2 separate regions of the Homo sapiens genome follow, and region 1 is linked to region 2. A link is a contact called in ENCODE Hi-C or POLR2A ChIA-PET data. All regions are on one chromosome and are shown on one strand. The core of a region is the stretch at or near the end of the contact, and the rest is flanking DNA. Distances in the headings are between cores, read along the strand shown. Region 1 overlaps PARVA (parvin alpha). Region 2 overlaps PARVA (parvin alpha).

Region 1 (2,700 bases), core at 30-2,529, 46 kb before region 2:
TTAGGCCTCTTTAGCATGAATGACTAAGCCCTGTCAGCAACTGGAAATCCATGGACTACTGCATTGGAAACAGCAAAACATTGCCAGTCACTGTGCAGCACAGACCCATTGCAGCACCCTGATTTTTTTTTCCTAAACCAACAATTCATGTTGACAGCAAATCTGTACAGAGAACCTATTAAAAGAAATTGTAGTAAATCGAAGATGCTTTAACTGCCTGTCTGACGTTCTGCTGATTGCATGCCTGACACTTCCACTATAGCTTCCTTTTGTACAACCTTCCATTTGATTCGATTCAATGGATAATTATTCAGTCTTGACTGTGGGCAAGGCAATGTGATGAGAGCCTCATTCCAGTTGCATCTTCTAGGCATAATTTAGCTCGTACACAAAAATAAACACGCACAATATAAGCATAGAGTGGCAAAGGCCATAAGAAACTATAAAAACCATTTCAAAGAAGATAACATTTTACCCATGTGAGCAAGTGTGGGGTAGCTGGTACAGACTCATTCATTTAAATGTGCATTTGACAGCATTGCTGACCAATGTTCCCAGGTCAGGCCCTGTGCTGTGTCCTGGGGTAAAAGGGATGAGTAAGAACCAGCCCCAGAGTACAGCATAGTACTCTATGGGAGCCTGGGGATATCACTTAAGTCATCTGAAAGTGGAAATCAGGGAGGGCCTCAAGAGGGAGGACATGCTTCAGTTGCTTCTTAAAGGGGATTAGGAGTTCACCAGGTGAAGAGGGAACAAGACATACAAAAGGGCTGGAGACATGAGAACAGGGAACATTTTTGGGAAGGTTTGCTGGAGGGTAATGGAACTGTGGAGTGCCCTTAGAGAGTTAAGTCAGGGCCATACAAGCCAGAACATACCAAGTATGAGTTTAATCCTGAAAGCAATGGGGAGCCACAAGATACAAGCAGAGTTTTGCAAGTCTGTAGGATGGCTGGGAACAGGTTCCCTAATGGATCCATTCAAGCAGAAGTCTTCATAGGATGTACACTACCCTGATGATACAGTTTGAATTAGCCTGGGCTCTGTAGAAAGGTAGATCTTGGATTAATCCCAGCTCTGACTATTACTTAACTTGTTCCCCCTCTAAAGTGGGAATCATGATACTTAGCTCACAGGTTTATAATGAAGCGTAGATGACATGGCACATACGAAATGCCCAGCACAGTAGTGCATGCCTTCGTAAGCATCCTCTAACTCTTGGTTTACCCTTTCCCTGCCTTTTCTCAGTACATGCCAACAACGCATACATACTGGGAGGGAGGGAAGGACTGCCCAGTGATGACCTAGTGGAATAAGAATGACTTGGCAAGCCAGCAGAGCTCAAAAACAAAACTGGAGGAGACTTTAAGAAATTATCATCTATCTCCTTGTCTTGGGTTTCAAACAGATGCAAAGAGACAGCAAGGTGAAAAAGGGACTAGAAAAGCCCCACACAATGCTTCATGACATTGAAGGACATTTTGGAACAGGTGGCATGGTGAAAGTACCCAGGCAGACTGGAGAAGGAATATTTTACAGGTGTTAATGGAGTCTGGAAGCTGGACACTTGAGGAAAGATGAAGATGGTATGGTGATGGCCTGGGGGCTGTAATGGGTGGTGGTGCTGATAGTGGAAACTGTGTTGAGATGAAGTTTCAGAGGTGGCAAGAAGCAGAAAAAAAATGGTGCTCAATTCTCACAGCACCTGGACTGTGGTCTCTAAATAAATATGAATGCTATTACCCACTAAAAGCAATCAGAGCTCCTTGGAGAAATGGCTGATTTTAGATCTAAAAATATATAGAACAAAAAATAGATGAGAAGAGCCTGGAACTAGAAACCAGTAAGCAATAGATTTCTACTAGATAGGGTTGTATCAAAGAGGCTTCCAATGGCCAAGGACAGAAAAATTTGAGCATCAATAAGGATATCAGCAATGGACCAAAACACATCAAAAATATTTAAATCCATGAGTTAATAATGACACTAGAAAAACAATATATAACACATTGCTACTCACCTCTGGAGGATGCTAGGAAACCCACTCATTTTGAAAACTGGTAAATAAAGGGAAATAATCTAACATTTATCCTGTTTTTCTAAATCGAAATGTATCTCTGGCTGGTCAAATACTTAATGAGGAAATGTTTAATGAATGAGAGTATTACCACTTGGAAATCCCTAATGGATTAATTATCTAGGCAATGATCATCAATAGCTCCTAACATCACAAAAAGAGAGACAACCAGAAGTAATGCTTCCCCATCTTCCCTGAAGAGACACACCACCATCAGTCCTATATCTACCCATCAGTTTTTGGGAAATGCAGGGGTCAGGGGAACATGACACCATCAAGATACAAGTAGCAAAGTCTAGACTGTGGAAAACTCTACAGGTTTCTTTAATAAATATATTTTATGACAGGATGTCCACCAGCTGCAGTGCATGGGCCTTATTTCAATCTTGATTCTAACAAACCAGAAAAACAATAAATAATAAGTTGGGCATGTGACTCATGCCTGATGAAACAATCAAAACTATGAGACTGAATAGCTGAACATGTTAAGGAATTATTAATTTTTTTACATGAATATAGTTGTGTTTTTTAAAAAGGATCCTTATTTTTAAGAGCTATAAATATATATGCTAAAATGATATATCTGGTAACCACTTCAAAATAATAAAATAATCTTCCAGCAG
Region 2 (2,700 bases), core at 171-2,670:
ATGTGGGCAGGGCTTGGAGTGAGAAGACCTCGTAGGTCACACCAGGGAGTGTAGACTTGATCTTCTCCAGTGATTTTTCAAACCATGTTTTTAGACTCCCCATAAACATCTGATTCTAATTTCATGGATGCTGAGACCAAGGGAAAACTGGAGTGGTCATCCATAATCTGCTAACTTTACATTTCTGTGTTCAATTCCGTCTAACCATGAGAAGAATATCAGATAAATTCTAGTAGAGGGGCATCCTACAAAACACCTGACCAGTACTCCTAAAAAGTGCCGAGGCCATCAAAAACAAGGAAAGTAAAAAAGCTATTATAGCCAAGAGGAACCTAGGGAGGCGTGACAACCTAATGTACTATGGTACCTTCCCTGGTGGAACCCTGGAACAGAAAAAGAAATCTATTAGGGAAAAACTAAGGAGTTTTGAATAAAGTATGAACTTTAGTTGATGATTATGTATTAACATTGGTTCATTAATTATAATAAATGTACCATACCAATGTACAATGTTGGCAATAGGGGAACTGGGTACAGGGCCTATGGGAACTCTCTGCACTATCCCACAATTTCTTGTAAATCTAAAACTGTTCTATTAGGTTGGTGCAAAGGTAATTGTGGTTTTTACCATTAAGATGGCAAAGATCGCAATTACCTTTGCAGCAACCTAATAAAAAGTGAAATCTGTTTTTAAAAATCCTTTGTTCATCCAAACAGCCAAATTATTGTCACTGATAAGCTTTATAACTGTTATAAGTTAGAACTTAGAAAATTAACTTGTGCTCTAGTAACATTAGCTAACATTTATTTGGTAGCTATACCAGGCCAGGTACTCTGCTAAGTACCATACTTGATCTCCACAACAGCCTCATGAACTAGGGATCGTCAGTATCACACCCCCATTTTACAGCTGAGAAAAGTGAGGTACGGCGAGGTTAGACAGCTTGCCTGAGGTTATACAGGTAAGTGGCAGAGCCTGCATTTGGACCCAGGTCTGTCTGATGCCAGAGTCCAGATGCTTAATGATGAACATTCCATGCGATACTTTATTGAAAAAGAAGGGTCCACATAACTTTCATTTATTTCTTTCTTTTTAACACTGAAAGCCATAGCTATAGATGGGGTGGGGAGAAGAAGGGATCCTCAGTAGTTTTCCACTGGAGGAGGAACTAGGTCAGAGTTTGGTTTGGGAATGAACATTCTGGCAGCTACAGTGTGAAAGATGGGCTGGCGTAGGCACTGGGCTCCTGCTGCTGAGATTTTCTAGTGATGTCTCCAAAAGGAGGAGGAGAAGCAACGAGAGAGAATGAACTTCCCTAAAAGGATAAAGCAAAAGCCCTCGTATAGCAATCCTTCGGATCTAGACCCAACCAATCAAACCACAGGCATTGCTGAGCCCCTGAATGTATGCCTGGCACAGGCCTGTCTCCACAGACAGGAGCCGACAGTAAAGAGAAAATAACCGCAGCCCAAGAGATGGAGCAGCTGGCCCGGAGTCCCTGCCGGGGGGAAAGGCAGACCTTGGAGGGAATGCTTCCTGTGGCCTGGGGTAGGCAGGGGTGTTCCTGGAGGAGGCCTGTGGGCTGAGCCCTGAAGATGAGGAAAGGGCAGATAGGACTTCAAGCAGAGCCCAGGCCAGCACAAGGCAAACCTGATCCCTGCCCTGCAGTCCCGGGGGCCTGGGTGGCCCAGCCCGGAGATGCCTAGGGCTGAGAGCCTAATCCCTTACCATGAGCTCTGTAGTCTCTCCTGCCCTCCTGGATCAATTAAAAGTGGGAGTCACTTCACCAGTGTACTTGAGAGGCTACTATGTGCCACCTAGAGGCACATTTGGAATTTGGTACTCCTAGAGTTTACAGAAAACAATAGCAAGTCCCCTAGATAGTCAACTCTGCAAAAGCAAAGATGCTGTCTCAGACAGCCTGGCATGTAGCAGGTACCAATTAATAGGCAGTGAACTCAAGAAAGAATTAAAATTGCATGGGTCAAGGGTAATACTGGAATGTACTAAACTGCAGTTGACAATGTTTGGTGCAAAAACTTCGTACTTGCTTCCAACTGTGGCTCTAACAAATTAGTAAATGCTTAGTGGCTTACAACACTAATTTATTATTTCACAATTCTGGAGGTTAGAAGTCGAGCTAAAATCAACATGCTGGCAGGGCTGCATTCCGTTCTGAGGGCTCTAGGGGAGAATCCATTTCCTTGCCTTTCCCATCTTCTAGCAGCCACCCCTATTTTTTGGTTTGTGGCCCCTTACTCCATCTTAAAAGCCAGTGATGTCACATCTTCATGGCCATTCTTCCATAGTCACACTTCCTTCTGACTCTTTCTTCTGTCCTCTCTTCCACTTTTAAGGACACTTGTGATCACATTCGGTGCACCTGGATAACTCAGGAAACTCTCCCTATGTTAAGGCCAGCTGATTAGCAACCTTAACTCCATCTGCAACTTTAATTCTCCTTTACCATAGAAGATAACATACCTACAATTCCAGGGATTAGGACATAGACACTTTCGGGCTGCCACTATTCAGCCTACCACAACCCCAGATTTTAAGGTCAAACTGTAGGAGATAACCATTCTGTCTCCAAAATGTGAAAACAATAATTACCTCTTCTGAAGCATCTCTGTGTACCAGGCACACCACTACATATTATATATATATAACCTTACTTAATTGTATTTGATGTTTAATGA

What was found. Hi-C counts contacts between places; a loop is a spot of excess contacts on that map. ChIA-PET counts read pairs that join two places held with the same protein, here RNA polymerase II (POLR2A). Pooled maps may share reads with other maps.
Region 1: a loop to region 2 is called in a map of IMR-90, with 8 times the contacts of the local background. The contact joins two enhancer-like sites. A Hi-C loop is called at or near these places in 8 of 168 maps with a recorded cell type or tissue (IMR-90, aorta, heart left ventricle and 5 more) and 4 of 50 pooled maps. POLR2A ChIA-PET finds 5 or more read pairs at or near these places in 2 of 52 experiments (OCI-LY7 and activated T-cell).

What each region holds. Positions count from the first base shown.
Region 1 is chr11:12,454,735-12,457,434 of GRCh38, reverse strand. All of the region lies in intron 1 of PARVA (parvin alpha), which reads right to left. Among named protein-coding and RNA genes, the nearest start is that of PARVA, 79 kb to the right of the region's middle. Within about 2 kb of position 1,279, at least 2 of the 41 ENCODE cell types and tissues checked have a DNase peak (open chromatin) inside an H3K27ac peak, as active enhancers do; they include IMR-90, where a contact is called at or near this core.
Region 2 is chr11:12,409,176-12,411,875 of GRCh38, reverse strand. The region is part of intron 1 of PARVA (parvin alpha); the gene reads right to left. Among named protein-coding and RNA genes, the nearest start is that of PARVA, 33 kb to the right of the region's middle. Within about 2 kb of position 1,420, at least 14 of the 41 ENCODE cell types and tissues checked have a DNase peak (open chromatin) inside an H3K27ac peak, as active enhancers do; they include IMR-90, where a contact is called at or near this core.